Linked DNA regions of Mus musculus: all the other regions are linked to region 1. Evidence: chromatin loops called from intact Hi-C (ENCODE). Cell type or tissue: gastrocnemius. All regions are shown on one strand. Each heading gives the region's core, and the rest is flanking DNA. Links, peaks and the distances in the headings are about the cores only.

Region 1 (6,520 bases), core at 560-5,559:
GGATCATGTGACTCTTAGTTGAGTAACCACACGCTCCTAACAGTTATGTGCATTCTGCCCTAATTCTGCATGGCCTCAAGGAGATAATGCGTACAGGCTGGGAAGTACTAGGGAAGAATCATGCATTTCTCTGGCTGTGGGTGGGTCGTTTATGCTGGGTACAGACTTTCTAGTGTGGCCTTTTGTGGTATAACCACCCAGACTACTGCAACTAGTGTAAGAAACTGTAAACACTACTCTTTTCTGTTAAATACTATAAAACGTTGGTTTATGACCAAGATTCAAAATCTTTTACACCCCCCCCATTTTAAAAAACATTTATTCATTAAAAAAAAAACTTCTATACCTGATAACACTTTTATTTAAAAGAAAAAGGTCCTACAGCATTCTTGGAACTTAAGTGGCTGGCTGGCTCTTCCCCATCATCCTTCATATTCTCTGACTAGTTCTTTTAAAACTAGCCAATCACAAAAGACTGTGAGGTCAGACTCTAGCCAATGGGGAAATGGCAGTCACCGCAGACATTAAAGTAAAAACCAAGCACACTTGCTGTCCCATGTGCTTGCCCTTTGTTTGTGAGTACAGCAACCTTTGGACCAGAAGCAAAGGTTTGCTCTGTCCAGACACTAACTGGAGCAGTGGTCTCTTTCTTTTTGGCCAAGCATGTTTCTGATGGCAACTTCTTAGCTATACTCTGTAAGTCCAAAGGACTAAGCCGTTCTCCAGGGTGAGCTCTGGTGGAATTGTACTTGGTTTGTCGTTGGGACTTTGGAGAAGGGGAAGATGCTTATACCTCTCACTGGACAGGAATATTAACAACGTGTGTGTGTGTGTGTGTGTGTGTGTGTGTGTGTGTGTGTGATCATGCGTACAGGTGAGTATGGGTACCTGTGGAGTCCGAAAAGGGGTCAAACCCAGGTCCCTGCAGGAGCAGTGTGTGCTCTTAACCATTGAGCCATATCCTTCATTCATACACACACACACATACACACACACACACACACACACACACACACACACACACACACACACATATATACATACATATATTTTTTTTTTCATTCCAGGGGCTGGAGAAATGACGTGGTCAAGGATACTGACTGCTCTTCCAGAGGACCAGAGTTCAGTCCCCAGCAACCACATGCAGCTAAAAGTCAAGTGCAACTCCGAGGGATCACATGCCTTCTTCTGATCTCCTTGGGTGCCAGGCATACACCTACGGTGCACAAGCACACATATGCAGGCAGAACCTCATATGCATAAAGAGAAATAAATATGTTTTTAAAAGATAGTGGGTTAGAGAGATGGCTCAGTGGTTCAGAGCACTGGCTGTTCTTTCAGGGGATCAGTGTCCAGAGCCTGTCTTATGTAATTGGCTAATAATACCAAGTGGAACAGCTTCTCGGGAGAAATGAAATTTGAGCACAAATTTGATTCAAGAAATAGCTGCCTTAGGTGGAATTTTCACCAAATGAACCTTCCTTCCTTCTTCCCTCTTTTTCTTTTGAGACAACATGTCTCACTATGTAGCACTGGCTGGCTGGGAACTGATTCTGTTGACCATACAGGCAGGCTGGGTTTGAACTCACAGAAGTCTGCCTGCCTCTGTCTCCTAAGTGCTGGAATTAAAGGGCAATTTGATATGATTCGTGTTATGGGACACACTCAGAATCACTTCTGGGATGTATTATCAAAAATCAGCCTAGGTTTGCTCCTCAGACTCTGAAAATGAGAAGCAACAAAGGAATTCTTATTTTTCTGGTTTTTAAAAAAGTATTATTTTTTTAAAGATTTATTTATTTATTTTATGTGTACGAGTACACTGTAGCTGTCTTCAGATACACCAGAAGAGGGCATTGGATGCCATCACAGATGGTTGTGAGCTACCATGTGATTGCTGGGAACTGAACTCAGGACCTCTGGAAAAGCAGTCATTGCTCTTAACCACTGAGCCATCTCTCCAGCCCCTCTTATATATTTTTTTATTAACAAAATTTGGCCTTCTTTTCTGCTCCCAGGTTGGTAACCCTGGCTGCCCTAGGGTACACTGGATTACAACTGTATGCTACAATTAAACCTCATTTGTCATAATTTAGGACAGGTTCTCTATATCCTGCTGAGGCTGCTTGACTGGAAATGTCCATCATAGACCCGGATGGGGCTCTTTGTGAAAGTGTCACCTTGCGAGGCTCACCCCACCTATTTACTCTCTGCCGTCCGTCCGTGTGTAGTTGAAGATGTGATCTCTCGGTATAGAGGGCATAAGGACCCGGTACTCACAGAGCAGCACTAAGAGAGCCAGGAATATTAATCACACAGGGTTCCCCCTCAACAGAGGAGATAAAACCAAAACCTGCATCCCATCCAGAAGGCTGAGAGTGGGATTATTAACAACCTGGTGACCGTTTTGTTCTCTGAAGGGACAGACCTCACCCAAACTCCCCAGAATAATTATTCCTGACTCTTCCCTCCCTAGGCCATGCCCCACCCATGGAAAAGGCCATTATCAAACCTACAGGAGACAACACAAGGAGCTTCCAAAAAAACAAAAACAAAAACAAAACCCTGCTTTCTTTGAGCCTACCCAAGCTGAAACCATGTGCACCCATACTAACCTTGACTCCGAGATTATAGAAAGTCAAGCCACTCTGAGACTACATCTTACAATTCAAGCGTCTTCTGAAGCCCGGGCAGAGCCGGGCAATGGTGGCACACGCCTTTAATCCCAGCACTTGGGAGGCAGATGCAGGCGGATTTCTGAGTTCGAGGCCAGCCTGATCTACAAAGTGAGTTCCGGGATAACCAGGGCTACACAGAGAAACCCTGTCTCGAAAAACAAAACAAAAAAACCAGACGTTGGGGCAGAGTAAGATGTCTTACATACTCTACAAGACGAAAGCTTCAAAAAACGAGTCCAGCGACTCCAGAACCCTTTCCCTACTTTATGAGACACAGTCTTCGAGGTCTTTGCTAGTTGACGAATCATCATCATCAATCGTCAGAACAGCTGAATGAGGAGAGAGCCAAAAGACAAACCCAACTTAAGGCCACAGCTATAGCAGCTGCGCCTCTCATCTCCGCAAGTGCGAAAGTGCCATCTAGCGGCCATCTGGTTTAGTCTTCGAGACTTAAATAAGCCTTGGTGTGAGGATTCTATCTAGTCTGAAATATGCTGACCAGTTTATTTTAGACTAGAATGACCAAAAGATGCCGGGTTACAAGCCTCCCCAAGAACCTAACGTGCAAAGTGGGGGATGCTGGAAGCAACAATTTCCTTCTTCGTGAGGGAGAGCCAACCTCCATCCAAGGGCCTTATTGGTGACCCTGACTTTGTCCTGGGCTGCGAGGATCCTAATGAGAAAGGGGCCTTACACCTTTTTGACGACTGACAGAGTTCTGAGGCTCCCATAGTCTAAGTCTCTACAGATGTGAACCTCAGGTAATCCTGGATGTGATAGGGAAGGAACAAAATTACATTCCTCATAGCACGAGAGGGGTTTATTCAGCTCTAAGCCCTCCTCCAGCTTGACCTCGTGGCTGGTCAGATCCTCTTTTTCCTGGCTTTGATGTCAAGCCTCAGTCAGCTCAATTTACATCCTTCTAAACCTTATTCCTTTCCTAGGCAGGGACATCCCATCTAGATTTCAGGCCAATCGGAAGTTTTTTGAGACTTCAGAAGAGGTTCTCATTCCTTCTTAGTCTCCAGGAACAGTCACTACTGAAGCTCTGAGCCACCATGGAAAAACTTGGACCATCTTACTGAAGACATGTGAACAGGCTCTAAGTACTAAAGAGAGAGATGGGCTCAGCTGTCCTGTGCTCCACCATCCCTGCCAAGCCACCAGGCATGGAAATGCAGTCTGCCTGGAACTGCCAGTCTACCCCACCTTCTTGATAAATACTAAGTGATCCCCACACAGCTAAGTCTTTCCTGAGCCACAAAACTGAAATCTAACTAAATAATTGGTGTTTAAGGCATTACATTTGTTTCCATAAAACAACATGTAAATAATAGGAACACGGGTCTATGTAGGATAACATTTTGTTGAACATGCTTGAGTTCTGGAACAAAATCCCAGTATATTTACAAGACAAAAATACCAGTTCAGAGCCAGGCATGGAAATGTACACCTGTAATCACAGTACTTGGGAGGCTAAGGTAGAAAGATTGAGAGTTCCTGACCAGCTTGGAGTATAGGCAAGACCCTACTTCAAAAACAAACAGCACAACAACAAAAAAGTAAATAAAGAAAATAAAACCCCCAAGCAAAACAAAAAACAGTTTAGAGAATTTTGTTTAGGGTTGGTGACCACAAAGTGCTCCATAGATGTGCTCCCAAAGAGACAAACTTAACAGTGAAAACAAAGAAACAGACAAGCCGGGTGGTGGTGGCACGCATGCCTTTAACTTGGGAGGCAGAGGCAGGCTGATTTCTGAGTTCGAGGCCAGCCTGGTCTACAAAGTGAGTTCCAGGACAGCCAGAGCTATTCAGAGAAACCCTGTCACGAAAAACCAAAAAAAAAAAAAAAAAAAAAAAAAAAAAAAAAAAAAAAGCCAGACAAAATGACAAGAGACACTGTTTAAGATAGCTGGGACTGGCGCTAAGATCCCGCAGCAGGCAAAGAAGCATTTATTTATTCAACAAGTCTATAAAAACCCATTAAGAACAAAAGCCTATGGCCAAGCTCGGGTCCGTTCCTGCTTCCCTCCAGCTCACCTGGGCCGGGGCACCACTCCAGGCTGCGATGGCAAAGAAGGCAGGGCTTCCTCTGTTGTCTCCTGAAGGAGGGCTGCTGTGAGTCACGTGGGGAAGCAGACACCAGCTACCCCTGTAGCACATACTCTGGCTCCCAGTGAGTGAACCTGGCCAAGGAGTCTGGGGCTCTGCTTCTCTCCCCAGCCCCTGTCAGGAGAGCTGTAAATCATATCTAGACAGTATTGCCTAATCGGGGGTTACTTAGAAGGAAGCTGATACCCTGGATCGGAAGGAAGTTATGGATGGTTGTAAGCCACCATGTGGGTGCTAGCACCTGAACTCAGGTCCTCGCAAGAGCAACTCCTGCCCCTAACTGATGACCCATCTCTCCAGTTCTTGGGGACGGGGTGGGGGTGGAGGGAGGTGTCAAATTTTTCTTTCTTTGCATGGCTTTATGTAGTTGTCCTGTCAGAATTCATTGAGTGATCTATTCTTTGCCTATGAATGGTCTTGAGTTATTTGTCAAACATCACCTGACTCTACGTGTGAACAGCTGTTCACATACATTATTCTATTATTCTACATTATTCACATACTCTATTTCACCGACTCTTCACCTCTCTTTGTCTCACTGCTATGCTATCTTGCTTATCATGGTTTTCTACTAAGTTTTAAATCCAGTGTGAACATTCCTTTTGTTTTTAACAGTAAAAAAATATTTACTTCTGTATGAGTGTTTTATCTACATATGTGTGTGTGCATCACACATGTACCTGTATGAGTGTTTTGTCTACATATGTGTGTGTGCGTCACACATGTACCTGTAAGAGTGTTTTGTCTACATATGTGTGTGTGCATCACACATGTACCTGTATGAGTGTTTTGTCTACATATGTGTGTGTGTGTCACATATGTACCTGGTTCCCTAGGAGGCAGAGGAGGTGGTTGGGGTCCCTGGAACTGGAGTTACAAAGAGCTGTGAGCTGCTGGGGTGGTGGGGGGAAGGGGCAGGGGAGAGACAGGGGAGGGGGAGGTTTTCTGAGAACTGTATCCATGTCTTAACTCTGAGCCATCTTTCCAGTCCTGAATCTTTTTAAGATTAGTGAAACTTTTCCTTTTCAGAACTGGTCACCTACTGTAACCAGACAGGACTTCCTGTGAAGAGAGAGGGGCATCAACCCACCCACAAAACCTTCAACCCAAAATGTGTTCTGCCTACAAGATACACAGGGATAAAGATGGAGCAGAGATTGAGGGGACGGCCAACCAGTGACTGCCTAACTCGAGACCCATCCCATGGGAGAGAGCCAACCCCTGCCACTATTGACACTCGGCTATGCTTGCAGACAGTGTGACTCCTTGACAACAGTGTGCCTCGTTATGGTTTTATGAAACCAGTTAACAGTCTTCCTCCAAGGTCTCTGCTTCAGTCCCTGCCTCCAGGAAATGCCCTGCTTGTGTTTCTGCTCTGACTTCCCCCAGTGATGGAATGTTACCATGGAAGATAAAATAAATCTTTCCCACATCAAGCTGCTTTTGGGCATGTTTTATCACAGCAACAGAAACCTAAGTCTCATTGAAGAGGCTCTAGCCAGCCTGAGCTAATTAACATGCCCAATTAAAATTCAACAGCTCATTCCAACATAAGGTTTCCCCTTTCACCCTTATAAACTACCATTTGCCTGTGGGCCATGTCTGTCTCCTCTCTATTCAGAGGTAGTCTCTTATTCCCCTAGGACAGATATCCCTCCCCTTTCCTTTGTTCCCTTCCCCTTTTCCCTCAACCTCCTTCTTCTTCTAACTCTGTCTCTTATTATTCCGGC
Region 2 (6,520 bases), core at 1,009-6,008, 150 kb before region 1:
CCTGGAAGCGGTGAGAGAGAAGAGAGGGGGTAAATATGAGCAAAATACTGTAGAGAGAATCTCTTATAAACAATACCTGCCAATAAAAAAACCTGTGGCCAATGAGCTGAGACAGGAAATAGGAGGTGGGACACCAGCAGGAAGAGAGAGGATTCTGGGAATTAGAGGCCAGTAAGACTCCCCTGGAAATATCATGGAAGGCAGAAGCAAGGGAGCTGAGAAGAGGTAACTAAGCCACATAGGTAGGATAAGGGGGAGATTCGGGCTGGAACACTGAGCAGACAGCCATAAACCAGCAGGTAGCTGATCTCAGAATAAAGCAGAGATTCACCTGGGACTTGGATGCATTAAGCTGAGGAGAGGTAATTAACCATGTGGAAGACAGAACAGTTTGAATGGGTTGGATAAGTTATGAGCTAGTCAGGGAATGAGCCAAAGCTTATAGCCAAGGCGTTTATTAATAAATAATTAATCTCACAGTCATTATTGTTGGGAACTGAGGCTGGGGAAGGAAAATAGATTTTTTTTATTTTTACAAAATACAGTGTATGAAGTTCTCCAATTAATAAAAATGTGTATAGTGAACAGAGCCTAGATAACCCGAGCCTGTCAATCAAGATAGGAAATGATGCAACTCTACCCGCTTGCAGCCAACATCTCCCTGTCTTGAACCATCAAAGGAAGATGCAAACACTAACCCTAGCTCTTGAGAAAACCTTGCTCAGGCCTACTGTTCTCTGGCAGAATATCTACTTTAAACCTTGCTTTGCCTTTGAAGGAGACTGCTTGCTGCTTGGTTATTTCTATGGACTTCTCCAAATCTCTGAACAAAGTTCTGAGAACCTGGAATACCTGGTTCCGACGTCTACTGCAGGTAACAGCGCTGCACACAGCTTTCCACCCAAAGTCTGCCACACAAACATCCTAGGAAGATGGGGGTGGGCACAGGCAGTGGCCCTCTGCTTACACTTTGTATAGAGATTTGGGAGGCCCAGAAAGGCGTGCAACCCAATAGCTACTTTGGCCTGGCCACTTCAGCATATCCTAGAGAGAATGGAAGACTTCAGGGAGTGGCATGGAAGGGAGACTATCGTACTATCTGAAAGGAGCCTGTGAGGAGCTGTCAAATCGGTCCATGCCTGGGGTTTGGTCCTGTTGAGACAGTTCTGAGACACAAGCTACGACCCTACCCAAGGGCCATGTCCAGTCCTCAGCAGAGCAATCCTGGGATCCATCTCCCTCCCCCGCCTGCAGTGTGCCCCTTCATCCTCTGCCTCCCACATCTTCTCTTTCTCATTTTATTTTATTCTCTCCTCACTTATTCTCCCTCCCTCCCTTTATTCCTTTCTCTTCCTCTTTGATGGCTTTGTCTACGAGGCTGTGGACAAACTTTAAAAAACAAATTAAGTGTATTATGTACACACCTGTAATCCCAGTATTTAGGTATTTACACAGTGAAGGCGGGGGGGGGGGGTCTGCTTTGGGGGATAGCCTGGACAAAATGGCCTTAACTCATAGAGAGCCACCTGTTCTACCTCCTGAGTACTGGGACTAAAGGTTTGTGCCACCACAGCCTGGCTAAGATGTTTTAAAAAAAAAAAAAAAAATAACGACCACAAACATTTTAGACAGATGCTCCTCACAAGACAAGTTCTCTCGATAGATAGATAGATAGATAGATAGATAGATAGATAGATAGATAGATATGTATATTTCATGCTTACCATCTACAGGATCCCAAAACCAACATTCATGTGTCCTAGTGACTCCAGAAAAGGGTGGGAGAGTAGAGCCTTAGAGACCAGCTTTGCCTGCCATCCTCTGGAGAATGGGAAGAAGAAAGCACCTGGAATCAAGACTAAACAGGTCAGCCAGGACGAAGAACAAATCTGGCTCTTTTCCTAGCCTGTTCCTTTTAAGGGCTCTAGTAAGGGATAAAACCAGGAGAAAGCTTAGTTATGCCAGTCCTCGGGATGAGAGCTGGAGCAGGAAGCATTTCTACTCTCCCCCGCCCTAAGCAGACTTCCTTCTAGAAAATAATAATAAAAAAAAAAAAAGGTAGAAGCCAAGGGCAGAGTGGGGAAGACACACTTGCCATATCCCATGGCCGACCTCCCTCTGCCTTGAATCTGGACCAATTCTCATTCTCAGATGTTGTCTGAAACCTTCCACAGCTCTACCAAAGTTGAACTGGGAGACATTTTGGCCAGATGGACCAGGAAGGACCTCTGGGGCTAGCTGGGGACATCAGTGACTCTTAATTTTCACTATAATAAACTGCACAATCCCAAGGTATCTAAAATATCAAGCTTGTTACAGGACATTCAAAGAGTTGTATATTTTTATGTTACCCACAACCTGAAGGTCAGAAGGTCCCATAGAAGTAGTCATTGACAATTAATTACCATCTTGGAGTTGTTTTTACAGATAAAATATAAATGAATGTGAAATTTGTGTTTCACATCCACAGAAACTCCCTCTCACGCCCAAGCCTTTCTTTCTACACAAAGACCAGCAGCATGAGAGCTGAGCAGCACTGAAGATGCAGCCAATCAGTGCAGACAACCTGGTAGCTGAAGAGACTGCTCAGCCTTCCCACAAGCAGTCTCCTGGGTTCTGCCACAGTCAGAGCCCTGGCTCAGACAGCCCATCCACCTTCTCCAATGATGTGACCTTAACAAGGTCACCAGACTCCCTGAGTACCTGCCTCATGCTATGAGAATTAAGTAATAACCTGTATAGAGGACTTGACAGAGACCCCTGATACACAGAAGACACAAAATAATTAAAGCCATGCTTATTATCTCCTCAAAAGATGGATGAACTGGGCTGGTAGTTAGCTCTGTGGTAGACCACTAGCCTAGCAGCAGCCCAAGGTTTAATAACCAGACCACAAAGCCATACAAAACGCCCTTTATAGCCTTGGGGTCAGAGTGTGCTGGGCCTTCTCATCCCACTGAGGGACACCGTACCTGCTCCTGGTTTTCAGTTTGTTCATTCAGTAAACAAGACTGTTCCATTTGGGAAGAGGCAGTGCTAACCCCTCATTACGAAATCACTGTGGCGGCCTTGGTACCACTGAACCTTGCTTCCTATCTCCAAAACTGAGGAAAAAAAAATATTTCTGCCACTTTAGAAATGTAGAAGTCAAAATAGAAAACTGCCATTAAACTGCTTTGCAACTGTGGTGCCATGCCAAAGCAAGAAGGGCGGTGGCCATGATGGAATAGTGCCTCCCAGGACAGCAGAAACTGAGGGTCCACAGATGTGTGTTGAATTAGGAATGAATCACCTCATCTGAAGAAATGTTTAAAAAGCCTAGATTTCCTAGTGTGTTTGACAAGAGGAGAGGGAGAGGTCAGAGCCCTCCAGAGAATGTGTTCCTGTCTTCCCTGCTCTCTCCCTTTCTGCAGTCTTCCCACTCTTTGACTGAACCCCTAAATTTTTAAGAGGAGCATGGGTGTCAGTCATGCTGATTAAGCCCCCTATTGACAGAGGCCACTGAAGAGATGAAGTGGACTTCAGAGATGTGAAAATGGGGCTCAAATGTGATTGTGGTATCTCTCCACGGTCTCACAGGACACCGTGGAGTCTGTACTGCCTGCCCTACATCATTTTCTCATCCTGCTCTCTTGCCATCTACCAGGACTCTGACCTCTCCATCTGCCTCCCCGTCACAGTTAGAAATCAGTGTCCCAAACATGTGAGGGGAAGTGCCTCTGAGAGCTCCTGTCCTAGGACACACACTTCCTTTTCAGACACCTGTGTAACCTGTGACCTAGACACTGACCCCTCCTCCCTCCCGCTCCTCCCTACAGGACATCGGAACAGGGGGCCTAGCAGTAAATACTGGGAAACATTTCTGACCCCCAAAGGCAGAGTGTTTTGTGAAGATCCATCCAGTGAGTTTGTCTTCATCTCGATTCCAATGGACCACCCATCTCTCCAGAGCAAAGCTCCAGTGGTGGATCATTTCACAGGCCAGCCTGCCCTCTGCTGACCAGAGTTGGAAACTATGGTTAATTCGTCTGAGAAAGGGCTCATCTAAAACTGTTCACCCCTTGCAGCTGAGGGACACAACTCACCTCAGTCTTTTCTACCTTTGCTCTCCTTGGCTATAGGAGCACCCTTGTATAAAGTTCCCACCAAGAACACGATTTCTAGAACCTTCCCCCTCAGCTTCCATCAATCAGGGTGGTTGACAGTATAATGTAACCATGATTTGCTGAAGAGTGACACCCTGACTCAAATAGTATGTAAATGCAGAGTGTTTTATTCTGCAGAAGTCCAGCATGCTGGGGTCTCCCATTACCAAGATAGACAGACAACTGCGCTTCCAGGCCTGATTTAAAGCACATCAGAGGAATTCCAGGGTAGGTGAGCTTTATCTTACTCTATTTCTAGGCATTCCACAACCATTACCGGTGCGTGGGGGCTGGAGCCTGGGGTTTTTCCTATTAACTGACTTGCCTGGGCTTGCCTGGGCTTGCCCAGTTCTTGGAAACAGAGTTTTAGGCCTAGTTTCCTTAACTGCCAATTTGAAGCCTGTCGTGGAATCAGCCTATCTCTTCCCTTTCATTACCACCACCACCTTTCAGTTTGAGGCCATCCTTGAGATGTTTCTATGGACTGGTACTGTTGTTTGAGAATAAATCTGTTCCTTAACAAACCTAACTAAAGCATTGATTATGCAGGGACCACAAGTCAAAGCTAACATCAGTTGAATCTGTCTTGTAGTCTCCTTCTGACTAAGGCCATGGATTCTTTGACCACACCTGAGTGGTCAACATAGAAACAACATTCCTCATCTAAGGCTGCACAGAGTCCTCCCTGCTGGAGGAACAGCAAGTCTGGGCCTCTTCTGTTCTGTAGGACTACTGTTGCCAGGGAGGATAGGGAATCCTGCAGGGCCACGATGGACTTTTCCATCTCCTGTATATTTCCCCATCCATAGGGCCTTGCAGGGCTGAGGCCCCTACACTAGCAGCTCCAACTAGCCCTATGCCAAGAAGAGAACCTAGAAACACAGCAGAAGTAGTCACCCTTTTAACTCGATTGTTTGGAGGTGCTAGCTGGTTGAAGACATCCTCCCTAGAATAAGAGGTCACTCTGGCTACAAGCTGTATTAGAACATAAAAATCCTCAGACATATTTACAACCAGGTCATAAATGCATGGAGTAGGCCCCCGAGGTAGAAGCTCACCAAGCATTCTCCAGAGGCAGCCTGTGTCCTGCAGCAGTAGGGGTTACAGTGTGGTTGCAGAGGTGGGAATAGGCTGGGGCTACCTTGCTTCCAACACAGCGTCCCTGTCTGATAACCAACAGTCCAGGGTGAGAGTAGTTGAGAACCAGCAGTCCAGTCTTGACAGCCACTGTGAACTTGATGACAAGGTTGTTACTCCGCCCCCTAGGGTTACGTGGGGCTATTGGCTGGTGCAGCAAAGCATAAGCAGCAAGCAAACAGGGTCATGAGTGCCAGAGTCGATCAGGATCAGTCAGCGGATCGACACAGTGTAGGGTGACCTCCCATCATTCTTGTGGCTGTTCACCTGGCATTGCCCTTCACTGGGATCTCAACTGCTGGATCATCTCTCCCCTGGCAGGCTTAACGTGGGAGTGGTACATCACATCCTGATCACGTCCACCTTAACAGCCAGAGGCATGGTCAGGATCACAATGTGAGGTCCTTTCCAGCAATGTTCCAGAGTCTTGTGGTTATGTCTCTTAATCCAGACTCTTCACCTGGTTCTAATCAGTGGCAGTCAAGGGAGGAACAGACTCATAAACCTGGCAGATGGCAGGCCAGAGTTGCTTCCAGATCCTATGGAGGGCTTCCAAGGATGTTAAAAACTTATGTTGGTCATATTCAGCTAAGATATCAGACTGGAGTTTGGGCAGCAAGGAAGGGGGCCTTCCATAAAGGATCTCAAAAGAGGGGTGAGGGGACCTAAAGTGTAGGGGGTATTCCTAGCCCTATATAAGGAATAAGGTAGGAGAGACACCCAGTCACCACCAGTTTCAAGGGTTAATTTGTTCAGGGCTTCCTTCAGGATCCAATTCATCCTCTCTACTTACCCTGAACTCTGGGGTCTGTATACACAAGGTAATTTCCAAATGGTCCTCAGAACCTGTGCTAGAGATTGAGTTACCTGAAAGATAAATGATGATGGTTCACTGTCAAACACAAGCAGGTTTCTATTCCTGCACAAAGCATCATGACCAAGAAACAAGTTGGGGAGGAAAGGGTTTATTCAGCTTACACTTCCATACTGCTGTTCATCACCAAGGAAGTCAGGACTGGAACTCAAGCAGGTCAGGAAGCAGGAGCTGATGCAGAGGCCATGGAGGGATGTTCCTTACTGGCTTGCTTCCCCTGGCTTGCTCAGCCTGCTCTCTTATAGAACCCAAAACTACCAGCCAAGGGATGGCACCTCCCACAATGAGCTGGGTCCTCTCCCCTTGATCACTAGCTGAGAAAAATGCCTTAGATCTGGGTCTCATGGAGGCATTTCTTCAACTG
Region 3 (6,520 bases), core at 962-5,961, 140 kb before region 1:
CCCAGGGTTGATGGGACTGGGATGCTAAAGATGGTTTACTTCCAAGGCATCTGACAGTATGTGTTGGCTGACCCACCTTGAATATGTACCCCAGATAGGTGACTTCAAGTTGACAAAGCTGGGCCTTCTTAGTTGACGCTCAGTAGCCAAGTTGACTTGAGATGCCAAATCTTTTAAGTTCAGTCTCCATCTTAGAGAACCTGACCTAAGTTTGAACTCAGGTAAACTAACAGGCTGGTACTTAGCAACTTTCTAAGTTGTCCCCCAACAAAACTCAAGCCTAACTCCAGTCTCTAGGCTAATTCCCCAACAAGACCAGCATCTCCAGGTTATTACCCCAATAAATCTGCACCTCTAAGTTACAATCTCACCCCTGGCCTAATGACCACCAATGCAGAGGAGAGCAGAAATTAAAATTTATGGTAAGCCAGACAGTGGTGGTGCATGCCTTGGGAGACAGAGGCAGGTGGATTTCTGAGTTTGAGGTGAGCCTGGTCTACAGAGTTTCAGGATAGCCAGGGCTATACAGAAAAACCCTGTCTCGAAACAAACAAACAAACAAAAAAACAAAAAGAGTTTATGATGTGACTCCCAGCACCAGCCAATTATGTGAAAGGCACAGGAGCTTTCCAATTAGATGCTTGCACACTCACTCCCTGTTTGCTGCTTACTACAAAGCCTTTCCTGGATAGACATTCAGGGCTCCCCCACCACCAAAATTGTCCCACGGTAGTGCATTGGGGGAGGGGGGGAATTAGCTTGAATAGCTAGCTGTGAGTTGCACCAGATTGGCTCCTGTCTGTATTTTGGGGGATCACTGACATTTCCCTGGCACTACTGACTCAGCTCCTGTAACATGTCTCAAGTGGCCTCCTGGCATGTCTCCGAGTTGGGGGGTCCACAATACATACTGGAGCACAGATATTTGGGGGTAGGCCCACCAGTACTCACCAAGCAAGTCCTCATGCATTGCCTCCTCAGAGGTGGTTCTTGAATCCTTGAGGCAAGTGTGTGTCCAAGTCAGTTGTCCCTTGAAGCCCCTCTCCAAGTCTTGCCATTCAAAGGCAAATAGAGGCTGGCTCCTGGGTGCCAGAGGCAGGCCACAAAGCCATTCAGTGGCTGAAGCTTCCAACAGGTGTCAGGGTCAGTTTGGTTCACAAAAGCCATGTTCACAGCTGACTGGTGTTCTCTGGCTTCTGGTCAAAGGTCAAAAGCAGTATAGGTCCTGTAGGCGTCACAAGTCTTTCTAGAATTCCCTGGGGCTCTCATTCTTTCCCTGCATCACCTGACTCACCTTAGATAAACTTGTGGGCCACCTGGCAGCTCTCGGAGGCCACCATCAGAATCTGGTGGTAGACCTGGAGCCTCTCCTTACCTTCAGCAGTGTTAAAATCCCAATCAGGTCGAGTCAAAGGAAAGGCTGCATCCATATCAGCCTGGACTTGAGTGGGCAGCCCGCTTGCTCCTGGAGCCAATTTCCAGGTGGCTCCCACAATCCTCTCTCTCCTCTGTCGTAAAGAGGACCTGGAGCAGTTGCTGACAGACTTCCCAGGTGGGCAGGTGAGTCAGCACGATGGAATCCAGAAGACCTGTGAGGGCTGATTGCATCTAGACCTGTGAGACCAGATGGTCTTTCTAAAAATGGGGAGTTCTGCAACTTCCAATTGTAAAGCTCATTACAGGCAAATGACACATATGTCGTGAACTGCCTCGTGAGCATCTGGGGGTCTCATAGCCCAGAGTGATAAGGCTGTATTAGATTTGGCCCTCTCTCTGGGCATACAGGCCCAAGTGTGAGGTGGACTCCAAGTGGAGTCAGGAGAGGCAGAGGGGCTGCTCCTCCCTCTGCCTATGCTGGCTGGGCAGGGACAGCAGCAGCAGCAGGAGCAGGAACATAAGGAGGGGGACAGAGATTCTCCTCAGGAGCAGAAAGGGAGAGCAAGGGTGGGGCGGAGAAAGAAGGGTGGGGAGCAGCAAGGCCCATAACAAAAAAGTTCTCATCCAAACAGGGGGCTTCTCAACCAGGTATTGCCACATAGTGATATATAGCACTTGGTCCAGGTGGTCCCAAGCCTCATAAACTAAATCATCACCCTGTAAATGGTGGGGAGATGGAAAGCCCCCTCCTCAGGCCATAGGTGGGCCATTCATTCCTGCAAAAGATGGTTAGTTTGTGAGGATGAACAACCAGACCCGGTTTTTGTGACTTGGCAAAAGTCCTTAAAATGGTTCAGAACCAAGCCCAGTAGGATGCTTTGTGCCTGTCCCATTCTAGGAATCAAAGAAAAAATTGTATGTGAGGACAAAAAGCACAAACACGGTACCGTACACACAGACAGACACAGAAGGACAATCCCGGGAAAACAAAAACAAAACAAAAAGCGGTTTCAGGCAGTCTTCCTCCCTGCACATGGGAAGCCCATAGACCCACAGTGGGTTCAGAATCCAGATGAGAACTAGCAAGTTCTCCTGCTTCCAGTAGGAGGCTGGGAGCATCCTCCATTGCCCCTGGCCAGGTGACAAAATAAGTGTCCACTTTGTCCCTTTTGGCCTCTAGATTAAACCCAGAACAGAAACAGATATGGACAAGACCAAAGACAACAGGGTGCCTGGGCTTACCAATCTGAAAAACACTCCACTATTTGGGTCAGGGAGTCTTCAGCAAATCCAGGATGGGCCCTGTACTGGCTGGTTTTGTGTCAACTTGACACAAGCTGGAGTTATCACAGAGAAAGGAGCCTCAGTTGAGGAAATGCCTCCATGAGATCCAACTGTAAGGCATTTTCTCAATTAGTGATCAAGGGGGAAGGGCCCCTTGTGAGTGGTGCCATCCCTGGGCTGGGAGTCTTGGGTTCTATAAGAGAGCAGGCTGAGCAGGCCAGGGGAAGCAAGCCAGTAAGGAACATCCCCCCATGGCCTCTGCATCAGCTCCTGCTTCCTGACCTGCTTGAGTTCCAGTCCTGACTTCCAGTCTCTGATGAACAGCAATGTGGAAGTGTAAGCTGAATAAACTCTTTCCTCCCCAACTTGCTTCTTGGACATGGTGTTTGTGCAAGAATAGAAACCCTGACTAAGACAGGCCCCCAAATGTAAGGGTCAATGATTTCCCAAAGAATGATACCCTGGGCTCAAATAGTATGTAAATGCAAAGAGTGTTTTATTCTGCAGAAGTCCAGCACACTGAGGAACATCTCACATCTACCTGACCCCAGCTTAACTCTGTGTGTGTGTGTCCTTTTTTTCATTCCCTCACTGCCCCAGTCAGGTTTCCAGAACCCAGGGATGCAGGATGTGACATTTCCCAGAATGCTCTCTGCTGCCCAGGAACTAAAGCCAGCCGGGCTGCAGGCTCGTGCCCTCCCTCACTTTGAGACCTTGAGACCTTGAGAAGGCATGAGGTCATCTAAGGTTGCAGGAATAGAGTCCTTTACTGGCCAATTTCAAGAATAAAAAGAAGGAAAAGCAAGAGCTCAGCACTCAGCAGCTTTTATTGAAATCAGAAACACAACAGAGGGGGTGGTACGAGCCGGAGCGGGACACATAGAGCAAAACACACAGAGAAGGACTCCTCGGAATTGGCAGGGAGCCAAAAGTCGCCCTGGAGTTGGGGTTGTATACGGTTGGGGCTGACTGGTTTAAACTAGTGCAGAGATTAGGTAATCCAGAATGGGGGAGGGAAGCTGATTGTTTCTCCCCCATCCCCAAGTCCTGCTTGTTAGGTTTCAAACCTGGGACAAAAGGCTGAGATGCCTATTTAACATATCAGAATTGATCTGGTTGGCAGGTTCTCCCTGCAGTCCCCCAGCACCTACCTGTTACAGGACTGTCCTGCCTGGCATCCCCCACCCCCTACCCTAAACTCTCCAGCCCAGGGGCCTGAGCTGCTCTTCCCTAAATAATCAAAGTATTTTGGTTCTCCCCCCCCCCATCCCCCCCTCCTTTCGTACCTTTGACCTCCTGGCTGCTGCACGTAGTTCCCCCCCTCACCCCCCTGCTCCTTTCCCCTCCCCCTCTTCCCACATGACCTGCTCAGGTCCTGTCCACCCTGGACTCTCCCAGGTGCCCTTGTCTCTAACTATGCACTCCATTTTACCTTTGAGAAACTTCCCCCTCCATCATACCCAGGAGCAGCCACGTTGTCCTTCCTTGTCCTTTGTACTTCCTTTGTTCATTCATCACACAACAGTTCCCTGGAGGAAGAGCACCAAATTTTTGTCTCGGTGAGGAAGAAGAATCATGACGTCAGCCATATTATGTGGTTAAGTGGAGTGTGCACTAATTCTCTAGAGCAGTGGTTCTTGGCCTTCCTAATGCTGCTGCCCTTGTGCTGTGGTGACCCCCAACCATAAAATTATTTCGATGCTTTTTTATAACTCTAATTTTACTGATATTATGACTATTATGGGTTGTAATGTAAATATATGACATATGGTCCCAAAGGGGTCGAGAACCACAGGTTGAGAACTACTGATCTAGAGCCCCTTTTCTTTCTTTCTTTCTTGTCTCCTGCTGGGGCTCCGTCTGACTCTTCCTCTCCCCAAAAGGAACCCTGCTGGCCCACTCTGCCTGTTGGGCCTGAACTATTGTTTCTATAAGTATTGTTCCTGCTTCTGTCCCTATTCCTGTTCCTAACCCGATGCCTAGGGCTACTTTGCTCTACCTGAATAGAAACCATGGATGGGCAAGAGAGTCTTTAGACACTGGTTTGTAACAGCATTCATTTTCATCAGTTGCTTACAGAACGCAGCAATTGGCAGCCTCTACTCCAACAGTCTCTGTGCCATGCATGGGTATCAGGCCCCTAAAGCCCTAGTAGTCAGGGCTACTAGTCAGTCAGTAGTCTGAGACCTTTGGGGCAGCAGAGAGACAGGGATATCACGGAAATAAGGAGAGGGAGAGGAGTCTAGTTGAAGCTTCTCTCCAGCTGAGAACCAAGAATTCCAGACAGTGCTCTTATTATATAGGAATATTTTGAGGAATGTTAAGGAGCTGGAGAGATAGTTCAATAGCTATGAGCTCTTACTGTTCTTAGAAGACCTGAAATTGGCTCCCAGCACCTACACGGAGGTTAAGAACACCCTGTAACTTCAGTTATAGGGGATCTGGTGAGCACCAGGCACGCATGCAGTTCACAAACATACATGTAAGTAAAAGTAAGAATAAACTCTTTCAAAGGCTGTTGACGTCATGCTTATCTAAGGTTATTTGTCCTTTCTCCCTTCCCAGCTGTAAACCTCAGTTTTCTAGAGGTCTTCTAAGAAACCTCACTTACAGTAAGAGGCATGTCTTAACACTCTTGTGTAACCTTTGTGGTACATTGACCAGAAAGCAGTCTAAAGCATGTCCAGAACCAGCCTATAATCTAACTTACTGGAAAACCAGGGAGGAAGAAGTAGGAGGAGAAAAAGAGCATCTAGCAACCCTTAAAGGTGTAGCTTATAAGCCACTGAAATGGTATAGACAGCTACAGCTAAAACAAGCTCTTAAGAAGCCCACACCCATGCTTGGTTGAGGACTGACTGTCCTTTCTGCGTCCCTCTTTATTAGCTCCCACGCTTAAACCTGAGTTTAAAACCTCTTCCTGGTCAACTTTAACAGCTTCGTACTGACTCATCCTGAAGTCCTCTTGCAGTCAGAGTCAAGAGCCCTGGGTTTACTGGAGTGGAGAAATCTGATAAGATCTTAAGTAGGCTAGAGGTGAAGATTTGCAACTAAGTCTCCCTTCCCCACTGATCACAGTTTGGCCCAGTGACCTGGGAAACAGAGATCTCCTTTTGGGTTCTTAGTCTCATTAATAAAATAAAATTTTAAAAAATCAATCAAAAAAAAAATTAGTGAACTTGGAAGGCTTGAGGGCAATTTTATTGATGGTAGAGACAAAACAACAGGTCGGACTTGCTGAAAAGTCTTGACAGCAACCAGCAACCAGAAGGAGGGAGATAGAGGAAAGGTTTAAGGACAAAGGTCAGAGAAGCAGTGAGAACGCTCAGATGTCAGGGAAAACAAGGCTTTTTGCTGGTTCCCAAAACAGAGCTAAGGAAAGGAAAGGAAAAAAAGAAAAAAGAAAAGAAAACCTGGTAGGTGCCAGGCTGCAGATCTGACTTGAGGACACCAAGGTGTCCCAGGATAAAGACCACATCAGGGACACATGGTTAAAAACAGAAATAGAGTTTATTGAGAAAGCTGAACCACTCTAAAGCAGGCGAGTAGACTAGTGAGCCTAGGGCCTAAAGAATGTACTGAGCCATGAGATGCAGAGTCCTTTCCAGTCAGGCGGCTCAACACCTTTACAGAGGACCTGGCTCTCACCTGCTTCTCTCACCCAAACTTATTGGATGAAATCCAGGTTAGATGAAACTTTTGGTCTTTCTCTGCAAACTGACTTCTTTCATGTTAATTTTGATATTTCAGCCCCAAGTCTCTATTCCTGTCACAGTCAGAAGTTGACATCTCTCTCTAACCCTTTGGGCCACTAGGGCCCGCAGGCTCCTTCCTTAGCTCCTAACAGCCTTTTATGAAC
Region 4 (6,520 bases), core at 1,056-6,055, 70 kb before region 1:
CCTGCTACCTTGGACTGTGTGCCCTCAAACTGTGAGCCCAAATAAACTCTTTCTTCCTTTCTCAAGGTGTTTTATCATGGCAAACAGGAAAAAAGAATACTAAAAAAAAAAAAAAAAAAAAAGACTGTCATGAAGTGGGGCTGTTGCCATGATAAACCCAACCATATAGTTCTTACCTGTTTGGAACTGGTTTGTTGGAGGAACATGGAAGAGTTTTGAAACTTTGGGCTAGAAAAGCCTTTGAGTACTACAGGCATAGTTTAGTGGGTCATGCCCGTGGGAACCTGGAGAATAATTCTGAGAGCAATGGGGACAGCAGAGGCCTGGTTCACAAGGTTCCCAGTGAAGAGCCAGTGGGACCATTCATGGGATATTCTGGGAAATAGTCCGCCTGTGTCATAAGAGCCTGAATCTGGTTGAATTTAAAGGCTTGTTGTCTCACTCCAGGCCTCTGCTGACAAAGCATGCCATGGTGGGGAGCACAAGTCACTGAAGAGAGGAGGACTGGCGAGCAGGCAGGAGTTCAAAGCCAACCAGGACTACACAGTGAGACCATCTCAACATTACCCCCTCCCCTCCCATCTAGAATAATATCTGTAGTTTCTGATCTGTATTTAACACACTCAACTGTACAATAAAATATAATTTACTCCCTAGAGAGTTGGTGTGTGTTCCTATGTGGGCTCCTGTGAGGGAAGCTACAAAACATTTCTCTGTCCACTTAGCTACCAACTAGCTGTGACTCCCACAAGCAGCTCACTACACAACTCCAGCACCAGGGGATGCAATGCCTCTGGCCTCTGTGAGCTCCTGTACTCGTGTGCACACACATACACTTCTTTTTGTTTGTTTTGGTTTTTGTTTGTTTGTTTTTGTTTTTTCGAGACAGGGTTTCTCTGTGTAGCTCTGGCTGTCTTGGAACTCACTCTGTAAACCAGGCTGGCCTCAAACTCAGAAATCCACCTGCCTCTGCCTCCCGAGTACTGGGATTAAAGGCCTGAGCCACCATGCCCAGCTACACATACACTTCTTGAACACACATCCTCCACACCCACACTAAAGTGGCCTCTGTTAGTGTAGCACCATCCCTTTTTCATGGGTTGTTTCTTCTGACTCAATGTTACTCAGCAAGGCTGGCGATCCTAACAGCCATTCCCACCTCCTCTGTACACGGCTCCCCTTCCTGTGCAAAGCACCCTCTTCTCACAAGCCAAAATATCTGACTCAGGAAAGGACACGTGGGACCATGAGATTTTCTATGTGCAATGGGGCAAGGCAACCTCTGCCAGAGTAAACATTAGAAACAGAGCCAGTTTCCCTACAGCTTACACAGGATAGTCAGTTTCTTTGCTTAAACTGTGTTGAGTGGGTTCCTAATGATTCCTAGTTAGAGTCCTAGTTATTTTTCTTTGCATACTTTCTAAATTTTAATAAAGATATAGAAAGCATATTTTAAAAACAATTTTAAATTTGAAAGCCATATTCCAAGACAAATGTGAACTGGGAAACCTGGGTAAGATCAATACAATGTCGTATAGCACAACCCAACCCATCGCTTCTCCAGCTCCTGTCCCCACCTCTCCGGCCTTAATCTCTTCTTACTTTACTGCCAGCAGAAAGCAAAAGTCCACATTAGTTTTAACAACTTGTTAGAGCCAGGAATGGTGGCACAATCCCAGTGTAGACTGTAAAGGCAAGAGCCTCAGGAGTTCAAGGTCAGCCTTAGACTACACAGTAGTTTAAAGTCAGCCTGGGGTACAGATGTACTAGCATACTAGGCAGCCAGAGAGCAAGGCTCTCAAAACAAAAACAGAAACAAAAGACCTCCAAAGTTTCTCCAACTAAGCAACTCCCTGTCTTTAGGGTCAAACCCTAAGAAGCAGAAGCTGGGACCCCAGTAGAGGAGTTAAAGGACTGGGGGAGCTGAAGGGGTTTGCAACCCCATAGGAAGAACAACAATACCAACCAACCAACATCCCCGCCCCCTCCCCAGAGCTCCTAGAGACTAAACCACCAACCAAAGAGGACAGATGGAGTGACCCATGGCTCCAGCCACATATGTAGCAGAGGATGGCCTTTTTGGGCATCGATGGGAGGAAAGACCCTTGGTCCTGTGAAAGCTTGATGCCCCAGTGTAGGGGAATGCTAGCTCAGGGAGGCGGGAGTGGGTGGGTGGGGGAGCACCCTCATAGAAGCAGGCAGAGTGGGGATAGGGAGTTTCCGGGCTGGGAAAGGGGATAACATTTAAAATGTAAATAAAGAAAATATCCAAAAAAAAAAAAAAAGAAGCAGAAGCTGTTGGTTAACCAAGTTTGTGATACTTAGGTAAATGTACTGTTCAGGAACACATATATTTATACTTGTGCATATTTAAAATATATAAGATACTAAAAATATATGCACATATACACAGATCCACTCAACAGTGACATCCACCCAACCATTTATTGCTTCTGTTGTTTTCAGTTTTGTTGTGATTAGGTCTTTTTTGTTTTTGTTTTTGTTTTTCAAGACAAGGTTTCTCTGTGTAGCCCTGGCTGTCCTGGAACTCACTCTGTAGACCAGACTGTCCTTGAACTCAGAAATCCACCTACCTCTGCCTCCCAAGTGCTAGGATTAAAGGCGTGAGCCACCACTGCCCAGCGTGACTAGGTCTTATTAGGTAAATCAGACAGGACGCAAACTCGCAGACACCAGTCTGCCTCTGCCTCCCCAGTCCTAGGATTAAAGTGTATGCCATCATACTCAGCCCCACGCAACTTTTAGTTTTTATTGACCAAGCTGCTCAGTCACCACTCTGGAAGTATTTTATTGTTCAGAGCTTCCCAGCATGGCTGTTACAAAGAACCATGCTAAGGAGGCGGAAGAACTGATGATGCTAAGTAGGAAAGAGCATGCAGGCCTGCGCCTGCTCACATCCAAATGGAAACAATGTCTCTGAGGTGTGGCTGACCAGGTCCAGCCTGGCCAGGTTTCCACAGCCCCACCCACATGCTGCGACTCGAGTGATGCTGAAACCCAAAAGGCATGGCAACAGAACCTGTAGAAAATCCAAACTATCATAACCAGCCATCCTACTTGAAGTTAATCTCTTAGAACAGCTAAACTTTTATTTAAAAAGCAAATCAAGCATATTTGTCATCTTAAAAAAAAAACATGTAAACATTGCAAAATTTGGAGGGTTATTTATAATCTGAAGACACTTATAAAAATTTTTGGACTTGTTAGGACTATAAATACTAACCCTCTACTCCCCTCCCCCCATGAAAAAAGCCAATTGTTACAAAAATATAAAAAAATATTCTAGCTTCTAGTTAACCTTTCATGGAAGAATCTCAGAACTCTGGAGCATATCTGGATTATATGCCTAGCGAGCACACATGGTACCTTTTCAGCTTTTAAAGGAAAAGCTGTAGACCATCACATCCTGTTATGGATGCGGCTACTTCCTTCACAGTAATGCAATGCTTGTGAGTGTTAACAACTTGAAGTTCTGTTTTAAAGTCGCACCCCCTGCAGTGTGGGACTATAGGGCAGGAGGCTGGTTTCAGCCTTACTCCACAGCCTTCACATCTTTCTCTCTCTGGCTCCGAAAACTCCCTTGACTCGCTGCGTGGGTACCCAGGCTCCTGCGCGGGAGCTCCGGACAGCTTTCCCACTCTCACTGAAGAACGAGACAGTTAAGAGACAAGCCTGGCCTGGCGCTCCCTATAGCACCTGTTTCCTTGGTGCGCACATGGCCCACCCAGGTGTGCTAATTCAAGGAATATATTTGCTTGGTGGCTGCTACTTTGTGACACACAGGGAAGCCTGATGAGATAGGATGCTGTCCGCAGATGAGGGAGGGAGGCAGGAAACTGATGTGAAGAGAGCACTGAATCAGATTGCATGCGCTCCTTCTTGGCAGCCAGTGTAACCAGGCACCGTGATCAGTTAGTTACAAATGAGCCAAATTCAGTTTGAAACCATGAAAAACAACTTTCAGGGCCTTGGGAAAGGATTGCCTCCATTTTCAGCCCTTGCTTATCTCTGCTGCGACCAGCAGAGGGCGATGGTATGCATCAAGGCTCAGGCAAACCTGGAGAAAACTGTTCTAGATAGCTAGTGCAATTTGAGCTGGTATCTGATGTGACCCCTGTCCTACTACTGACTTCGATATTCTTGCCTGTGATGCGCTGCCTATCTTCAGACCAGAATGGTCAGCTTTCTCTGAGTTCTCACTAGACTTGCAGGCTTACTGTCCAAAAGGCTACATTTTCACACTGGTCAGGGTTTGATTTCATGGATCTCACTATTGATTTCTGGATTCCCAGCCCTTATCATGTCAAGTCACATATTTCCCAACACCTGCTTGTTTCTCCAGATCTGACATAATCTCATTTCCATGTACTCTGGCTGCTTAAGACCCAAAGGAACTCTCCAAACAGAATAGCGATTCAGAGAATCCAAGTACATCTGCCGAGCAGGTTGACTCTACTTTGGTTGCATTTAAAAAAAGAACAAAACAAAACAAAACAAAAACAAAAACAAAAACAGGGCCTGTGAGACATTGCAAAACCACTGTTTGCTCGAAGAACTCTCAAACATCAAGGCACAAAGAAAGAAGTCTCCTTGGGGAAATGAAGATGAACAGCGTTGGTGGCCTGTCTGAGGTCTGAGGCAGAGTCCTTGAGGAAGGCCTGGGTGGTCTTGGGAGGGTCTGGCTCCGGTGCCTGAGGCGTCCTCATGAGTACTGCTCCAGGAACTTCAGGTGAAAGTCTTTCACCTTGTGGAGCACGGTCTTCAGTTTATCCACCGGAGGGAGAATGGTCATTCTGTCAGGAAGGCGAACAATATCAGCCTGGCTGTTCACAGGATGAACCCAACACCACCCAACATAGAATGCCAGTGTTTATACACAGGCATTTCTACTACAGTCAGACCCGGAAAGCAATAAACCAGATTCTGAGTCACCAAAATGTATTCTTCATTACCGCAGAAGGCGGCACCATGGTTGTTGCTGTTGTTGTTTGTATATTTATTTATTTATTTTGATTTTTCAAGACAGGGTTTCCCTGTGTAGTCTTGGCTGTCCTGGAACTCACTCTGTAGACCAGGCTGGGCTCGAACTCAGAAATCCACCTGCCTCTGCCTCCCAAGTGCTGGGGTTAAAGGCATGCGTCACCACGCCCGGCTGTATATTTATTTTAAGACGGGGTTTCTCTACGTAGCCCCAGCTGTCCTAGAACTTGCTATGTAAACCAGATTGGCTTTGAAATTACAGAGATCTGCCTTCCTCGGCCCCTTTTTTCCTCCTCTTTCCTTCCTCTTTTATAAAACAGGTTTTCATATGACACTAGCTGATCTGGAACTCACCCTGATGCTCAGGCTGGCCTTGAGGTGACAGTAATCCTTCTGCCTCAGCTTCTTAAAGTGATTGCATTACAGGCATGCCCCACCACATATGGCTCCAGGAACACATTCTGACTAGTACAGAGACCTTTCTAGAACATGACTTTTTTTTTCTTCCTGTTTTGTGGTGTTAGGGATTGAATTTAGGGCTTCATACATGCTAGACAAGTGGTCAAACTATATTCTAATCCTAGAACACAACTCTTAGCCTTTCTTTCAGAAATTGAATCCCGCCCCCATGTGTGTGTGTGTGTGTGTGTGTGTGTGTGTGTGTGTGTGTATGTGTGTGTGTGCTGAGACATATGGGTGTGTCCCAGTATTCAGTTGCTGACAGTAAGCCAATCTCAAATCACAGGTTTCACTTCAAAGACATTTTCAGTTCCCACAAAAGTAACCTCTCTCTCCAGTCCTGACAACACTGTTCCCACCTCAATCACACTCTTGGTGACGTGATGGGCACGGACACTGGGACCTCACACTTGCGTACGATCTACCACTGGGCTACCCTGCCACCCCAGCTCTCTGTTTCAGATGGACCGTGGATCGCAGCAGAGAACCTGACCAAGGATAAAAGGGCCAGGTAGGCAGTTAGTCCATCTGAGGACACAGCCCATATCTTTGACTGTTCAAAGACTTGGCTCTAGACGTCAGCAACTCATGACAATTCTTTTTTTAGCATCTGCTACAAGAGACACTGCTGCAGGAGCTGTGAAGAAATAACTGTGTTATGATCAGAGTTGGCCTCTGTGAGGAACATTTGCCTAACAACTCTGGGAATCCATGTATCCATCTGTACAGAGCTGGACAAGGCATGGCTGTAAACAGCCTCTCGGTTTGTGGACCGAATTCTGTCTCAGTGTAGTACCTTAAGAGGCTTTGGGGCCCAGGATAGTGTCATGGCCTATAGTGCAGCCAAGGAGCTACACCTGTTCTGTGCCAGGCTGTCCTGGTTGGGATTTCTGTCAAATTGACACAAACTAGATTTATCTGGGAAGAATTTCTCCCAAGAAACTAACTCCGTCCATTTGATTAGCCTATAAAATATAAAAGTTTGTGGAGGCTTTTTCTTGATTAATGATTGATGTGGAAGGACCCAGGCCACCATGGGTGGTGCCTCCCCTGGACAGAT
Region 5 (6,520 bases), core at 545-5,544, 210 kb before region 1:
CTGGGATTTAGCCTTCTCTACCATCCAACAGCTATACACTTAAGCACAAAGTTGTGCCCAAGACTTGGCAATAGTAAAGCAGTTATACCTTCTGTATGTGTTTCCTGGGGTTGACATAACTAATTAATATAAATCTGGTAACTTAAAGAAAGATAAAACAACTTGTTGTAGTTCTAGAGGCCAAAAATGCCAAAATCCAATAAAGCCTCACTCCCTCTAGGAGCAATGTTTAATTTTGTTGGGAAGGAGCAGGATTGAGGAGGACAGTCTCTCTATGTAGCCCTAAATTGTCCTAGAAATCTCTGCAGATGGTGCTAGCCGTGAACACTGCCTAGCTCTGCTGAGATTAAAGGCGTGTGCCTCCACAACCAGCTAGGATCTGTTCTTTATCTCCTCCATTTCTGAAGACTATCTCAGCGTCTCTGTGTTTGTGACCATATTCCTCTAACTTCTGACTTTACTTTTTTTGTCTTAAAATGCTTTTTCTTATTTATTTATTTACTTACTTATTTCTGTGTCTGTATCTGCATGTACATATATGCACAGGGTGCCCACAGAGGCCAGAAGAGGGCATCATGTCCCCTGAAGCGAGTTACAGGTGATGTGAGCTGCCCTGTGGGTGCTAGGAACAGTCCATTTTCCCTGAATAGAGCAGCAAGTGTTCTTAGATGCTGGTCCATTTCTTCAAACCCAGGCTTCTTAAAATTCTTACTGAGGTATTTTGTGTTGTAATACAATATCCAATTTTTTTTATAACCATGTCAAGTAAAATTCACAGGGATTTGGATGTGGATATATCTGGGCACTATTACACTGTCAGCCTACTATATGTAGGTCTTGCCTACACCTGATAAGCACCCTGATCAAATGCTATGAGAATTCGAAAGCCCCATCCAGTGAAAAGTACCCATAGTCTAACCTGGAAACTCAGAAATCAGAATGTTATTGTGCCCAAGGAGCTTACAAACTTTTTTAAAAAGATTTATTTGTTTATTTTATGTGAGAACACTCTTGCTGCCTTCAGGCCCACCAGAAGAGGGCATTGGATCCCATTACAGATGGTTGTGAGCCACCATGTGATTGCTGTTAATTGAACTCAGGACCTCTGGAAGAGCAGCCAGTGCTCTTAACCACTGAGCCATCTCTCCAGCCCGGAGCTTACAAACTTAACAGAACGAAAAAATAACCTCATGCAGCAAGTGTATAATTGCTTTTGTTTCATTTTTTCTGAGAGAAATTTGTTAATTGAAAAATACACAAATGAAACTAATTATCTTGTCACTTTATGCTTAAAATCATGAAAATTTGGTAGTTATCTCTTAAGATGGATTTCTTTATTCAGTAGGCTTCTTACAAAACTGGTCATGCTATTACTGGTCAAGCTCTATTACTAGCTTTTTTTTTTTTCCTTAAAAATAAAACTACTTTGTATCTGAATCAATAAGCATTATGTAAGTTATTTGCATTACTGCTATCTACATTTTCAAACAGGAAAACTTGTTTAATGGACTTCAATAGCAATTTTAAGATCACAACAAAATTGAGCCGGAAGTGGTTATCAGATACATCCCTCCACTCCTGTATATCCACATCTTGCCAAAAGTGGTATCAGTACATCACCATGAGTACATCATAATTACCCAAAGTTGTTAGCTTACACTATAATATAGTTCACCCTTGGTATTATATATCTGATGATAAGTATATATGATAAATATCATATATCAACTGTTATTTTGCAGAGCAGTTTCTCTGCCTAAAAACTTCATATGTTCCACTGCATATCTCTCCCTCACCCTAAATTTCTGGCAACCATTGGGCCATCTTTTTCCATTTCTATATCATATACAGTTAGGATCATATAGTATGTTGACTCTTCAGGTTGACTTCCTTCGCTTAGTTATATAAACATAAGGTTTTTCCATGATTTGATAGGTGATAGAGGGTGTGTGTGTATGTATGTGTGTGTGAGTGTATCACATTTACTGTATATATGTTTGCCACTGTACGTGGGCAGAACTTAGTAGATAACTGGTAGGAATCAACTCTCTCTACTATGTAGACTCCAAAATGAATTGAGATATGTGCTAGAGAAAATTAGAAACAAAAGGCAAAGGTTGTATAAATCCATTTGTATAAGTTACCTAAAGTTGCTCACCACTCTAGTTGGCAAGATGAACCTGGGAGAGTGGGGCCTAAAAAATGAGGTTGATTAAAGTCTCATGTGATAGCCAACTTTATTCAGAGCGTCAGGCAATTTATACTCTGGGTACTAAGAAGAATCATGAGTAAAGTGTTCAGTTACATGGACAATCCACACATGACAAAAACATGTTTTTCCGAAGAGGCATCTGAATAACAACAGCTAAAATAATCTCACTCCTATCAGCTACACCTGGGAGGAGCATAAAAACACATTACTGGAACAGTTATATGTTTTGAAGAAACCGAGGTCACTTGTTTCCTTGTTTCCTCACAAGTGCTCAGACTTCTCATACGACTCATTCTTGGACTGTGTTCCAACACCAAGTGATAAAACTTATGAAGAAAGTAGAAATTAGTATTTTAATGTGTATAGACTTTCCTTCTTGATGATGAAAACTAGTTTTGAAAATAAAAAAGTGATTATTGAACAACGATGTCAACATACTAAAACTGACCTCTACCCTAGGAAATGGTTAGCATAGATAGGAATGTGCCACAGGTACTTACAATCCCAGCTGCTGAGGAGGCTGAGAGAGGAAGATGACACATTTGAGGGCAGACTAGGCTAGATGCAAGGTTTTATCTCAAAAACAAACAAACCATAGTTCATATGCTATGCTTTGTCTAGAATTTATTACAACTAAAATAGGGTGACTTGCTTTGTTTTTCTCAAAATGACTGATGTAAGGAAGATGACTGCGTAAACACAAAATACTCACCTTTGTGAACCAGTTCACCGAAATTTGTAACAAAATAAGCAATCTGTTTAACTGGTCAGGTATTTAATGTTTACTGCCTAAAATTAGCAGAAATAATTGATGTTTTACTGTCATAAAATGCGATTACAAAATGTATATGTGAGTCACATTTTCACAAATTTAGAGTTCTTGAAACAAAAGAAATAGACAATAAATAGATGTTTTTCAGGACCTGGGAAGATGGTCCAGTGGTTTAACTGCTTGCTGTGCACATGAAGGCCTACGCTCCCAAGTAAAAATGAAAACCTGTGTGTGGCAGCACACACCTGTGACCCCAGCACTGGGAGGCAGAGACCAAGAAGATCCTAGAGGCCTGACCCACTCAAAATCTTCAGACTCTAGGTTCAGTGAGAGATTAACTAAATTCGATTAGAGATCCTGTTTCTAATTTTCAAAAAAAAAAAAAAGTGGAGCATGATATGGGAAGATACACAATTAAATCTCTGACCTCTTTTAAATATTTTCAAAAAATATGTTTAAAATAAATAACCAAATTTGGGCTGAAAATGTGGCTCAGCCAGTAGAAAAAAGCATTTGCACATAGACCAGGCAACCTGAATTTAATCCTCAGATTCCCACAAGGTGGCAGGAGAGAACTAATTTCTGCAAGTTGTCTTGACCTCCACACACAACTAATTAACTTAAAATCAACCAACTTTTATGTGTAAAGATACTCACTTTGAATGAAAGTAGTTTTGTTTTTTGGTTTTTTTTTAACCTATGATGAGAAATTTCTATACTCTTTATAGGTAAAGTACAGATAAGTTGTAAAATGCTTAGAATTTCTGGAATATTTTATTTTTGTACCTTATAGGACTTCTTGTATTACCTTCAATAACTTTGGTATACACTTATGGAAGTTTCATAAATGTTAAATAATGTATATTTTATAGATGAGGAAGCTTAATAATTAAGTACTTTTATTATATAGTAGCAAATCTAGGACTATATTGAGTTTCCTGGGTTATTTTTCTATTTTGTCATATTCTTTTTTTCTGTTAGATAGTAATTCCCCAGTTTTTTAATCTCTAAGAAAAACAACTCATCTCAATAAATATGTGATATATATAATGGGCTAAAATATGACTGTTTCTGCTGTTATTTAAAGGCATATTTCCAGTTATACACTATATAGCACATTTAAGGCCAGCCTATATGCACTTATAATAGCAAAGTAGATCTCTTCTAAGTTCAAAGTCAGTCAGGTCCACAGAGTAAGTTCCAGGACAGACGGACCTATGAATAAAAAAACCTATCCAAAAATAATAATAATAAAAAATAAATTTAAAAAAATAAAGACCCAAGGAGCTGAAGGGGTTTGCAGCCCTATAGGAGGAACAACAGTATGAACTAACTAGTTCCCCCCAGAGCTTCCTGGGACTAAACCACCAATCAAAGAAAACACATGGTGGGACTCATGGCTCTATCTGCATATGTAGCAGAGGATGGTCTAGTAGGCCATCAATGGGAGGAGAGGCCCTTGGTCTGTGAAGTTTCTATGTCCCAGTATAGGGGAATGCCAGGGCCAGGAAGCAGAAGTGGATGGGTTGGGGAACAGGGGGAAAGGAGAGGGGGTAGGGGATTTTCGGAGAGGAAACTAGGAAAGGGGATAACATTTGAAATGTAAACAAAGAAAATATCTAATAAAAAAAAGATTTAAAAAAAGAAAGAAAAAATTTTTGATTAATTTTCAAAAACTTTTCCTCAGTACATTTTAAGATTATAATTCTGCTTTGAGTCTTTTTTTTTTCTGTGAAAGAGCTGGTGTCTACTAGTTGACTCATTAAAAAAGAGTAAGTTTAGTTATACTTTAAAAAGAACAGTCACTGAAATGTGTTTGAAATTAAGATAATAGTTTACTTCATTTTCCAATCTGTAATTTGGAGACTTTCTAAAGTATCTTCAATTAATCTCAGTATTAATAGGAATTAAGTGTCCTCTTATTTGGAGTAAACCACATATATGAAATAGGTTTTCCAGATAATGTATATAGTTACTCTTATATTTACGGTTCCTATTTTAATTGAGAAATAATTTTTGAGGCATCTGTAAAATATTTCTGAAAAAAACATTTGACTAATTAAATATGAATATTTATAATTGTATTTTTATATTTGCAAATTCAACACTACTCATTGAAGCAGACATTTTAGAAAACAATATAGCTCAACACAAAGGAAATATATTACTTTTAAGGCTAAATAGTATTCCATTGTATTAAATATACCATATTTTATTCATCTGTTCATGTGATAGTGAACTAACTACTACATTTGACAGTTAATGTTTTCAATGACAATAAAACATTCATGATGAAATAAAAATATACAAATTTTCATTAAATGTTAATCCCATAAGCATTGTCTTAAATGACGAGTGATTTACAGCATCTGTCAATGAGAATGCCCCTTATGTTGATAGGTAATGGTGCTTTACACAGTAAGTTAGGTCTGAAAAGCTCAGTACCAATGACTTTCTCCTCTCTTTTGTTACAGATCCAGACTTTACTTACCTTGGAGGTATTTTAAATCCCATTCCAGGTTTAGTATATTACCTCTTTCTTTGTGTGACATTTTTTGTTAGTTTTATTTTTCTTTGAATATCTTTTTTCCCCCCCCAGATTGCCAGTTTGAGCTCTCTGGAGCTGATGGAATAGTACGGTCTAGCCAAGTAGAGCAAGAAGAGAAAACAAAGCCTGGCCAAGCAGTTGATTGCATATGGACAATTAAAGCTACTCCAAAAGCTAAGGTACTGTCGTTGTATATTGACTCACTTCAGAGAAGAACATTAAAAGGTGTGATTTCTATAATGTATTGTTTGATTCATGTAAATATTTGTGACTCTTTAAGTTCTTTTGTTTCCTTTACTGTATTGGGCACCTATGAAGATTATAGTGTTTTTGTAGTTAAATAAAATGAGATTGAAATAATTTAAAATATTATATGTATGTGTGTATACATATATGTATATATATATTAAAGGTTTCTTTTTAAATTTTTAAGTGTGTGAATGCACAAAGGCACACAGCACACCTGTGAGAGTCATAGGACAACTTCATGGCATTGACTTTCTCCTTGTGGGGGTGAATTCAGGTCACTGGGATTGCACAGTACGTTTGTTTTACTTGCTGAGCCATCTCATCAACCTCATATTAAGATTCTTAATCTTGAAAGATTATGGTTTTAAAAATCTATGGAGTCCTAACTGGTAAATGTAAGTATTGATCAAACACTTGTTGGTTTTTGAGGGGGTGTTTTGTTTTGTTTTATTTTGTAGGGGTTGTGTGTGTGTGTGTGTGTGTGTGTGTGTGTGTGTGGTGTGGTCTTGTGGTTGTTTTGTTTATGTACTTTAGGGTCTGGGAAGGTGGCATGGTGAATAAAGTACTCACTGTGTAGGCGTGAAGCCCTGAGCTCAGATGCCCAGCATCCACATAACCCAGGCCCCTTTGTGGTAGAGCGTGCACTTCTGTAACATCAGCGCAGGAAATGGGGAGACAGGCAGATCCCAGAGGTTTGCTGCTCAGCTGCCCAGCTCAAGTGGGGAATTCAAGGTTCCGT

Evidence for each region. Peaks named below come from ENCODE experiments on the same cell type or tissue, not always from the same donor. Only the 100,000 strongest peaks of a DNase experiment are listed, where the experiment ranks them.
Region 2: it touches region 1 in a loop (5-fold over the local background); 5 of 42 quality-filtered maps call a loop at or near these places.
Region 3: a loop joins it to region 1, with 2.9 times the contacts of the local background. A loop is called at or near these places in 5 of 42 quality-filtered maps.
Region 4: a loop joins it to region 1, with 8 times the contacts of the local background. A loop is called at or near these places in 28 of 42 quality-filtered maps.
Region 5: it touches region 1 in a loop (12-fold over the local background); 33 of 42 quality-filtered maps call a loop at or near these places.

The regions. Positions count from the first base shown.
Region 1 is chr8:85,453,308-85,459,827 of GRCm38, reverse strand. No RefSeq gene overlaps it. Among named protein-coding and RNA genes, the nearest start is that of 4921524J17Rik, 24 kb to the right of the region's middle. In gastrocnemius, for the core only: a CTCF peak has its summit at 3,103 (motif pointing left); a DNase peak (open chromatin) is centred at 3,098; H3K27ac peaks cover 1,478 bases.
Region 2 is chr8:85,600,866-85,607,385 of GRCm38, reverse strand. No RefSeq gene overlaps it. Among named protein-coding and RNA genes, the nearest start is that of Gm51583, 29 kb to the right of the region's middle. In gastrocnemius, for the core only: a CTCF peak has its summit at 3,991 (motif pointing left); a DNase peak (open chromatin) is centred at 3,980.
Region 3 is chr8:85,592,647-85,599,166 of GRCm38, reverse strand. No RefSeq gene overlaps it. Among named protein-coding and RNA genes, the nearest start is that of Gm51583, 21 kb to the right of the region's middle. In gastrocnemius, for the core only: no CTCF peak of the experiment used is centred there; a DNase peak (open chromatin) is centred at 3,584.
Region 4 is chr8:85,523,830-85,530,349 of GRCm38, reverse strand. Gpt2 (glutamic pyruvate transaminase (alanine aminotransferase) 2) reads right to left here. Exons shown (of 12, transcript NM_173866.4): 12 at 1,448-4,814. The coding sequence ends at 4,724. Among named protein-coding and RNA genes, the nearest start is that of Dnaja2, 28 kb to the left of the region's middle. In gastrocnemius, for the core only: a CTCF peak has its summit at 4,029 (motif pointing right); a DNase peak (open chromatin) is centred at 4,051; H3K27ac peaks cover 2,807 bases.
Region 5 is chr8:85,662,370-85,668,889 of GRCm38, reverse strand. It overlaps Neto2 (neuropilin (NRP) and tolloid (TLL)-like 2), which reads left to right. Exons shown (of 9, transcript NM_001357288.1): 5 at 5,459-5,503; 6 at 5,584-5,711. Among named protein-coding and RNA genes, the nearest start is that of Mir8109, 35 kb to the left of the region's middle. In gastrocnemius, for the core only: a CTCF peak has its summit at 3,536 (motif pointing right); a DNase peak (open chromatin) is centred at 3,536.